Regions from separate parts of the Mus musculus genome. Here region 1 is linked to region 2. The links are chromatin loops, found by intact Hi-C in ENCODE. Cell type or tissue: left cerebral cortex. All regions are shown on one strand. Each heading gives the region's core, and the rest is flanking DNA. Links, peaks and the distances in the headings are about the cores only. Region 1 holds the start of Slc35f1 (solute carrier family 35, member F1). Region 2 overlaps Slc35f1 (solute carrier family 35, member F1).

The links. Hi-C counts contacts between places; a loop is a spot of excess contacts. Peaks named below come from ENCODE experiments on the same cell type or tissue, not always from the same donor. Only the 100,000 strongest peaks of a DNase experiment are listed, where the experiment ranks them.
Region 1: it touches region 2 in a loop (2.3-fold over the local background); 3 of 42 quality-filtered maps call a loop at or near these places.

The regions. Positions count from the first base shown.
Region 1 is chr10:52,688,087-52,693,470 of GRCm38, reverse strand. It overlaps Slc35f1 (solute carrier family 35, member F1), which reads right to left and starts at 2,970. Exons shown (of 8, transcript NM_178675.4): 1 at 2,302-2,970. The coding sequence starts at 2,474. In left cerebral cortex, for the core only: a CTCF peak has its summit at 3,060 (motif pointing right); DNase peaks (open chromatin) are centred at 2,150, 2,314 and 2,928; H3K4me3 peaks cover 2,556 bases; H3K27ac peaks cover 1,594 bases.
Region 2 is chr10:52,755,657-52,761,040 of GRCm38, reverse strand. The region is part of intron 1 of Slc35f1 (solute carrier family 35, member F1); the gene reads right to left. Among named protein-coding and RNA genes, the nearest start is that of Gm36123, 46 kb to the left of the region's middle. In left cerebral cortex, for the core only: a CTCF peak has its summit at 2,232 (motif pointing left); DNase peaks (open chromatin) are centred at 330 and 2,256.

The DNA of each region.
Region 1 (5,384 bases), core at 210-5,209, 68 kb after region 2:
ATATGCTTATGATTAGGCCCCAGTGAGTTGACTTCATAGCCATCATTCTACGATGGTTTAACAAGCTGAACAATATCTAAACACTGCCAACCCTCACCAATCACACTTGACCAATAGGAAGGAGCCTGGTCGATCTGGAGTTGCTACCAATATTATTGAAACAATACTGTCACAAAACCCAAATCTATTATGCAAACAAAATTATTCCATCACAATTTTTAAAGTGTTTTCAAAATTTTTAGTCCCTTTTTCAAAAGAATAATGTGCCCTTATCTCTTCAGGAATGAGGAAAGTTATTATAATATAAAGAATGATTCTGAAATGTTTGAAGAGTTTGAGAGACAAATAAGAATTTGCTTCACATTCCATATTTTTGAGATAAAAATGTCATTAACCAGACCTAAGTCTCAGTTTTTCTTCTGTACATAGAAAATAATGCCACTCAAGCCACAGAAGGCTCACATAAGGCTCAGTAAAATGCAATGTGCTACCCATGAAAGCCATGAGTTCACTTTCTTTACCTATGTGGCTCTTAAACTTGTCTTAGACAAAAAAAAAACAAAAAAACAAAAAACAAAAAAGCAAAAAACTGGGCTGAATAAAAGATATTTAAAACTTTCCGTTTTCCACAGTTTAGTTTTTCAGTTTTATCTAATTCTTAAAAGCATGATATGATAGAGAGTTCAGACAGGTGTCACTAAACACATTCCACAGATGAAGAGCCTAAGACCAGAGAAGATAAATGTCTCTGCTGCAAGCCCTGTGGCTAGGTAGAGGCAAAGGAGTGCCCAAGTCCCTTCAAACCTACCTCTGTCAGTTATTCATTCCTGGCAATAGGATTCATTATATATGCAGAATGACCTCAAAAATAACAAGTGAATGATAGCATTGGTGTTTTCTACTTTGATGAGAAAAATAATAATTTAATAGTTAAGACTGTATTCTGTTTAAAATATTGCGACTTTAAAATGGCAAGTATTCACAGAGTACACACACACTATCTTCCCTATTTCTTTTGCTTTTTATCATTTTAAAATCGTCTTTTTAAATGCGATATTTGGGGGTGTGTTAGCCAAAGCTACAAATGATAAGGTAAAAACTGGACTTTCTATTGCCAATTTATGTCTCACTGAAGAGTGAACTCTTGTTTGGTAGTAGAAATGCCTATAAATAAGTTATTGTTGATCATTAGATCGTAACAAGGAATTTTTGAATTGTATGCAACCATTCCCACCAAATAAAAATATTTTCAAGTTATTTCTTTACATATATTTGTACTCTCAGCAAAGCTTTATGACCCAAACAGTTTCAAGTGAGTGATCAGGGAATCACTGTTACCAGAAAACGGTACCACACAGAAACCTGTATGAATAATAAGATCGGAAGGGTTACCCTACAGAAACCCTGAAAACGACACACTCTCACAACTGGCTGTGTGGATTTTGTCTATCAGCTCGTCAATCATTTAAGTTAGTTAAGTAGCAAAACTCCCTTTCACATCAGAGCTGAATGAGGGTACTACAGGAAATTCTACTTTCTTGTCAATAGTACCCTCGTCCTAAAACATGTCTGTCCTTAATAACCCACTACGTAGATTCCAGCAGAGAGACCAGGGCAGTGTGAAGCAGAGTAACTAGGCACCTGATTCTCACACACCCTTCTAGCAAGATCTTGCACTTTGTTCAGGTCTGGCCCAGGCCTCTAGCCTCTTTTTCTTACTCCAAAAGCCATCAAGAGTCTGCACAGCGAGTGAAATGTCAGGCAGAAGTGTTTCCCCTTCTGTCTGGGGTTGGGGGTGGGGGTATCCTCACCTTATGCCCCTGGGGAGGGGAATCAGTGCCACCAGGGCGGAGCGAAAGACAGCGTGAGGTTGGCGACTTCCACGCCATCACCGCAGCCCGGGGCCTTCCCGCCTCCGCCCGGGCCATGTTGGGGTGGGGTGGGGGTGTCCCCAAAGCGCAAAGCTGGGATAAGAGTGCAAAGGGGAAGTGATACAACGTGAGGATGCGAGGCGTGAGCATGGACACACACAGGGCATCTGCAGGTAGAACAACCCCGCCTTTCTCCAACTCGCTCTCCGGACCTGCCTGCAGCCCGACCACTGGGGGATCCCAGCGTCAGGACAAAGCTGTCGCGGCCTCTCTGAGAGCGCAGGGAAAGAGAGCGAGCCCTGGCTCTCTCCCCTGGCTAGGACCCAGTGCCAAAGGACCTCGGGGACACGTCGGATGGGGAGAAAGGGGTCCGCGGGCTAGGCGCCTGCAGTGCCTGTCCCTGGTGTCCCCACTGGGAGCCTGTGCTCACCTGTTCAGCACTTTGCGGATCCTCTGGCGCATGCTAGCCCGGGAGGAGGCGGACAGGCTCACGCCGCCGCTGCCCTCAGCTGGCAGGTTCTCGATGGTGGTCACCACATGGTTCGGCGGGGCCGGTGGAGGTGGTGGCTGCAGTTGGGGCTGCGGAGGCTCGGGGGGAATCATCGCGGCGGAGGCGGAGGTGGATGGCTATCAGAACGCTGCCCCGCACATAGTGCGCGGGCTCCGGGCCCGGGAACAAGCAGAGGACCCGGCCAAGCGGCCCCGGCCCGGGGAGGCGGTGCCGCTTGCGAAGCGACGAAGCGGGAGACACCGGCGGGCTCCGGCCGCCTCCTCCCAGCCCAGTGCTCTCGGGTTGCTACCCAGTCCTGGCTGCACACCCTCTCTCCGGGCCGCTGCCACCTCCCGCCGGAGCTGCAACCAAGTCCTGGCACACCCCGCCAAGTGGCTGCAAAGGGGGTCGGCGGGGACCCGGAGCTGCCGGGTCCACTGCAAGGACCGTGCAGAGAGAGGAACGGGGCTGCCGGGTTTCGTCTTCTCTCCCAGTGCCTAGGGCTTGTCCTGGCTGTGGCAGTTGTGGTGGCGCCGCTTCAGCTGGCGCCGGGTTCGCTTAGAAAGCTGCCGTCTGTGTCTCACGGAGTGAGAAACCAAGAGTGAACCTGGAGCGCCGGGCGGGGGCGCCGCGCCGGCAGAGGGGGGTGGGGGTGGGATGAACGCTCTGCTCCCCGCCAGAGGGCGCTCCGGAGGTGCCTTGGTGTCCCCAACCCTCCTCCTGGCATCCAAAGAGGCCCCTGGTCTAGGATGCTGTGATTGGTGGTGGGTACTTTTGTCTTTTAAGTGCAGTAGTGGATACATCCTCCCTGTGAAATTGGGGAGGATTCCTCTTGCTTCTGCGGAGGCTCTGCAGAATCCAGCACCATGGGCCCGGGACAGAGGCACAACCCAGAGACAGTTTGTTGGTCCAGGCTACAAATTAAGCACCCTAAATATCACAACTATGCTCATCTAGAATGGACCTGGAGGAAAAAGGAAGTAAAACAGTTTCTCACTAAAAATGCATGCTGGGAATTGGGAAAAGCAAACTAAGTCATCCCAAAACAACTCCATTTAGGCAACAGAGCACTGTGGAAGGAAAGTGAAAATAACAGAGATCCTAGAAAGTTTTTTTTTTTTAAATTCTAGGACAAGGCTACTCCTGAGTTGCCCATGGCATTGTAAGAGTTAAATGAAGTAAATTACCCATCAAGAGGGCCTGATGGCTCCCTCAAGGTCCTCCAGCTGTCAAACAAATAACTTTGTTAGCTCCTGAAATCATAGCCCACTTTCTGCCCAATGGACCTTATCCCAGACATTCCTTATACCTATTGATCTGCATTTCAAATAGTTATTGACTCTGGAAATTTTTTCAGATGCCTCTTAATCTAGATTGCCTGGGCAAGGATCTTGCCACAAGAATGATATGCATTTAAGTTTTGCCCACTTCACTGCAGAATAGGGAATTGATCCTATTGAGTAAGTTTAACAGGTATATTTGTTCACACGAAAGCACATTGATACTGCCACTAAATCCAAATGCTCTAAAGACTAGCAAATGAAAACATCTGTTTAGGATGTTCAGAGAAAAATAACATTCAAAAGTAGACGATGTATTCTCAAAACAGGGAAAAGAGGGACAAAAGAGCAGTGGGTGGGACAAAAAGAAGCCAGTCCTTTGTATCATAATAGGGGTTCTTGTCATTAAAAAAATTGGATAGACAGAAATGTACAAAACTTCTCCTGTCTATATTTAAGTATCTGTCAAACCCAGTTTCTACCTGAACTGTCCCCAGGGCCCCTTTCTACAAAATTCTACCCAGCTTGGAACACTTTCCATTTTATAATTAGAACATCACCCCATGCCTTCTTTAGTGACTTTTCATTCTAGAATATTCACCCCAGATTTTCAGGACAGGTGAAAGAATTACTACAAACAAGAACAAGGCTTGTAACCTTGGGAATATTAAAATTCCAATAGATTGCAATGAGTTTGCCCTTGGGAAATGACCAAATATAGCAGACATGAGTAAAATTCACTTCAGCTGGACCTGGCAGCAAATCTCAGTAAGAATATCTCTATTAAAAGAGCATTCATTGTCATTTCAAGTGTCTCCCTTAAATGACTGGTTGCTTCAGTGCCCTCCTCCTCATGTTTGGCTAGATTCCTTTTGAGTGTTTTTGGCATATTGCTACTCAATCCTTTGACTGCACTTCTGAGCCTGCATGTATATGTATATATATATATATATGATCATTTTTCCAGAAGAACTGCAAAATCCAAATGTTCTAAATATCCAGTGAGTCAAGAAGGGAGAAAACACGGATGAGGAAATAGGATATGGGCTGGTACTGGCGAGTTTATGTCAACTCAACACGTGAGTTACCCTAGGGGAAGGACCTTCAAATAAGAAAATACCCTCATAACATTGGGCATACAAGCCTGTAGAGCATTTTCTTAATTAGTGGTTAATGTGGGAGGGCCTGACCCATTGTGGGTGTGTTACCTGTTGGCTGGTGGTCCTGCGATTTACAAGACAGCAAGCCGAGCAAGCCATGAAGATCAACTCAGTAAGCATGACCCCTACATGGCCTCTGTGTTAGCCCCTGCTTCCAGGCTCCTGCCCTGTTTAAGCCCCTACCTTGACTTCCTTCCATGATAGACAATAATGTGGAATTCTAAGCCAAATAAACTCTTTCCTCTGCTTTTGGTCATGGTGTTTCATCATAGCAATAGTAACCCTAACTAGTTCAAGGTATAAAATTCTAATCCTGCTGGTGAGAAAAGACCTTGGATTATCTCATATCATAGATGGGTGGAACCTCTTAGATTCTGTGTTCCACACTTAGCTCTTAAATAGCTAAGTGCTATGTAAAGGTAAAAACAGATGCCAAGGGTACAAATACCATAGCAGTAAGTCTGACATGGAATTAAAGTGAAAAGATACAGAAAACTTGTCTTCCTTCTTCCCTGATACACAACCACTGCTTTCTCTGTCTCAAATCAATTCTCCAAAACTTCTTAACAAATTGGGGTAGGGG
Region 2 (5,384 bases), core at 189-5,188:
GGGACTTTTGGTATAGCATCGGAAATGTAAATGAGCTAAATACCTAATAAAAAATGGAAAAAAAAAAAAAGAAAATAGAGACATCACACACAAAAATAAACTAGAAAAAAAAAAAAAAAAAGACTTCCAAAAAAAAAAAAAAAAAAAAAGAATTTCTGTGCTTTTAAAAGGGTGTTTTAGGCAAGGTTTTTCTCTTTTTTGATGTAAGGCAGGGCACAGCAGGATCAGGAACATACCAGCATGCTGATTACTAGCGAACAAGCTGTGTTAGTGAAAGAAAAAGAGCTATTAATACTTCCTAGCCTATATGAAGTGAAAGGAGTTACATCTGAAATTGACTTCCATTCAGAGGGAGAGAATCTGTAAGGCAGGCACCAGACCTTCCACTGCCTATGCTGGCATGCTTGACACACATTAAAATTGTCTTAGCTGTTTTTGAGGCCAGAAGCTAATTCTAGCCTCATAGGGATATCTCCTAGTGGAGAAATGGAAAGTTGAGACTTTTACAGACAGTACAATGACTATCACCTCCTTTGGAATTTATATGGATTGTGGGACTTGATGTGGACATGATGTGTTCTAGGAATGTCTGGGACATCTCTAGGTATCTTCCAGTTCATCCAAAATGGTATCTTTGAATGGGTTGCAATGTCTAATTAAACAATTTTGGATGAACTGGAATATAGATAAATAATGTAAAATTCTTAAACATATACTAGATTTACAAGTGGGCAAAAGTCATTGTAATGGTTTGTATATGCTTGGCCCAGGGAGTGTGGCCTTTTGGAGTAGGTGTAGCCTTGTTGGAATAGGTGTGTCACTGTAGGCACGGGCTTTACTACCCTTGTCATAGCTGTCTGGAATCCAGCTTCTCCTGTTTGCCTTCAGAACAAGATGTAAAACTCTCAGCTCCTTCCTACACCATGGCTGCCTGGATGCTGCCATGCTCATGCCTTGATGATAATGGATTGAAGAACCTGTAAGCCAGCCCCAACTAAATGTTGCCCTTATAAAAGTTTCCCTTGGTCATGGCATCTGTTCACAGCAGTAAAACCCTGAGACAGTCATGAAAAAAGCAATTCATAGAAGATGAAATGAAAATGACTGACTGAGTTTAGAAAGTTGCCAATATCCCCAGCAATACAGAAGGCTGTATTATGACATGCACTAATAACATTGTAACCAATGCACTGGGTAACACTGTAGCCAGTGCATTGGGTAACATTGTAACCAATGCACTAACCAAAGCACTGGATAATACTGTAACCAATCACTTTGTTAGTTCTGAAGGAAGATAAAACACTGAACACTAATCAGAGGGTAGTTGGAGATTGTCAGAGATCTCTTATTTTAATTGGTGAGAAAGACCTTTCTAGAAAGTAGTTGTTATACAGTATATGTCAAAACCTTAAGAATAGATCATGTTTTTTATCTATGAATAATTCCACTTAAAGACATCTGTTCTATGAAAGTCATCAGGTTATGACCAAAGATGCTTATCACATCATTACTTATAGCAAATAGACAGTCACTAAAATTGCTTCAAAGTAAAGTAAATAGCAACTGAAAATCAATAATTTTTCATTATATTTTTTCAAACTAGCACACAAAATTTCATTTGTATTTCTATGTATAACATACATACAATTATGTATACAAAACATGAAACAAAATACACCAAAATATTATTGTGAGATGTGGTTGTGGGATAATTATTGTTTACCTTTAAATATTTTTCCATAATTTTCTGAGTTTTCTACAACCTATGTATTATTTTTCCAACCATGAGAGAAAAATAACAATTAGCTTTAGTTAGTGAGGAGTTTTCTATTATAATAAAATGGAAACATCAATTAAAATGAGATTATGCATAAAACTTAGGTACAAGATATTACATTCCTAGGTATTTTCTTCAATATCTATATTTGCATATTAATGGAGTACCTTCTCTCTTGAAACTACTCTTATCTCAATATGCAGTAAAGAATAAACAAGAATTATGCTGAATAAAGAGAATAAAATCTCTGCTCCCTATTTTTTAAAAACTGAGTCTGCAACATAATCCAAAACAACTACATGATATCTGATTTCATTAAAACCTAAATGTGTTGAGTTTGAAACTGAACAGTCTTTTAGCCAAATTTTCTAGTTTGACCTTGAAGATAAAAAGATTTGAGTAAAATGTTGCCACTTGAGACATCAATGTGAATTACCGCCCTCTAGTGACAGAACTTTAAAGTGTATTGAGAGGGGAAGAGACTGGCTTATTTAGTGCATCATGGGAAAAACACATGCTCACCAGATGGAGTACACACTGCTCAAAGAAAACTCATCCGAGAATGTCTGATTATTGAGGTTTTCAATGAGCGTTTGTACAGAAAGTGGCAGGGTGTGGTTTGTTTTAAAACTCATGAAAGTGGTCTCATTGCATGTCACTCACGTGGCAGGGTTATCAAAGTGAAACACAGGACAATCTCAGGTGAGCCCTCTACTATATTCACACACAAGGTTCGTCACTTTTATTAAGAATTCAATTTTTTTCTTAAATGATAGGAGATGCTGCTTTTGTAAATTCTTAATTTAAAGGTCATAAATAATTTCTCAAAAGGTAAGAATTACAAAAACATTTTAAGCCAGAAATAAAATTGACTTATTTAGATATAAAAGACTTCTTCAGCATAGAAGGAGCATGAAGGAAGCATCTTCAGCATAGGAGGAAGGGCAGAAGCGATTCCCCCGCATGGTTGAGTTCCATAGCCACAAAGAAGGTACTGAACTTCCTAACACTCTCTGGAACCTGGGCTCCTTTACAGCTTCCTCCTGTAGTCAGGTTCTATATAACTAGTGGGCTGAGACACAATTAGTGAGGACACATCTGAGAATATTTTATTAAAATGAAATTAATGCTTTAAGACACCACACTTCACCAGGGCCACTGGGCCATACCTTTGGTGGGCTGTCCTGGGCCAATCCCGTCTCAAAGCTTAATTGGCAACCCCATTTAGAGGAGCTTCCTTTGGTGTGAGACAGCACACTGCCTGCAGGCACTTGTTATGTAGGTAGCTCTAACCAACATTTTATTTATTTATTTATTTATTTATTTATTTAGGCAAACAACTTGAAGAACTTATTTTTCCTTTCCATGTTCTCATGTATTTTGAGAATCAGTTTCTCACAAGAAAGTTGCGTGAATGCCTTTGGGAGATGCTTCCCAGTCAACTTGTTCTTAGCATCAGTGGAAGAATGTCAACATTTACATCTGCTCATCTCATTAGTGCTGAGAAGTAGAGAACTGCAAAGTCCTGAGACAATAGATTCCTAATGAACATAATTTAGGTCAGCAGCTCTCCGAGTCTGGGAACCTTTGGGAGTCCCCCAAGACATCTTCCGGAGGTGCTAACCATCAAAACCACAAGCACACCAATTCACTATTGCCCCTTCACTCTTGTTCTCCTGCTGGTACACAGAACAGATATTGTGAGGGAATTAGCAGAATCAAGTAGTGAATTGCTCTGCCTCCTGTTAATTCAGGCACAAGAGAAGTCTGTAGAAGCATCAAGCAATGACAGTTATTTTTGTTTTTGAAAATACTATTTTTCATCAAACCATGATATTTATATTAACCTGTGATGGGTTTTCTTTTGTAATTTTAGTAACTGCATAAATATTTTTAAATGTTTGTATAAAATTCTAATAGAATTACTATGAATTGGTATGGCATATATAAGCAGAATAATAATTCCTCCTCAATAATTTCCAAAAATATAAATAGATTTGAGCCCAGAATTCTTGAGAACAGCTGTTACAGACTTCTGGATCTTGTCATCATTGTTGTGTTTTGTTACAAATTTGTATTTATTTTATGTGTACGTGGTGGGGGGCACTCAAGCATCACAGTGCACATATGAAAGCCATAAGACAACTTGTGGGGTCTATTTTCTCTTCCTACCATGTGGGTGGGTTCCAAGTATCAAACTCATGGTCAGGCTTGGTGGCGGGTGCCTTTACTCACTGAGCATCCCACAGGTATAAAACCTGTTTTAATTCAGAACTAAATGTTATGTTGATTGATGAAGTCAAATAGTCCAAAGTATCCTTTCTGACTTTCAAGAGCGAAGCAACTTTCTGCTCTGCTCTAGAACTAGAAAGCATCATTGTCTGACTTTGGTACTCAAAGTCCAAACCGAATCTCATTTTATGCAAATTATGTAAAAACAATTTCCTTAAAATCATTCACTTTGTACAAATTTACCGAGTGCCTTTCAGAAGCAAATAGAGAAGTTGGGTGAGCTAGTAGTTTGGAGAGATACAGCTATCTTTTCAGCCTGAAAAATATACTCATCTACCCCCAAATAGAAACAAAAACCATTCATTAAATATTCCATGCTCTGTACACCTCGTTTATTGGCACAGCCATCAAATTGCTTTCTGTCTTACAGATAAGGAAACTGAGTGCAGAGATAATACAAACAGCCCAAGGGAAAACGCTGACAAGTGGCAGAGACAGGATCCAACCTCAGAATCTCTGCACAGCGAAACTGGCACTCTCCGGCAAAGGTCTTGAACCTGTGTATACAGAGAATTAGTTGCGCATGGCCGCACAGACAGCGAAGCAGTGTCAAGATTCGATTACTGATAGCTGACTGAAAGATATGACTTTGAAGGAGGCATTTATTCCTGGAATCCATGGATAGAACTGGAAATTTAGATTGATGGGAATTTTTGTTACACTTAACTTGCTGATATCACAAAAGGTGTGGAGAACGGATGGAACAATGCTAAGCTACTTTCTGACTCTACTCTGAAATAGTCACGTGTGGAAGCCCTGGTGCCCAGCTGCTGAGACGTGAGAAAACCAGGAGAACAGTGACCCCAACACTGAGTTAGTTACTCATTAATTCATGGTTTAATATGTTGTTAAGACATAGAGTCTAGTAGAAGGTCCCTGGTTGCTCAAGGCAAACCATTCACACCCGCTTCCTTAGTCTGGCTGCTTCCGGGCTGCCATGAGGTGGACCAGCAGCTTCCCTTCACCATTCCCTTTTGCCATGTTTTCCTTTGCCACTAAAAGCAACTGAGTCACTATACCCTGGACCAAAGTGTCTAACACCATGGACCAAAATAACTGCTTTCTTCTTTTCAGTTTTTTATGTCAGGTATTTGTCACAATGATGTAAAAAATTATAAACTCAGCCAGTAAACTGTTAAATATGTTTTTTGTTTGTGTTTTTTAATAAGTCAAGTCTCAAGTCAAGTCTATGAACTTGATCTCTTTCATAATTCATTCATTCAATAAGATTGTTTAAATGGACTTTTTCTTTAAGGCTGCTTTTTTATTATTATTTAAGTAAAGGATATACCTCTCACAAATTGAGATAATTCAA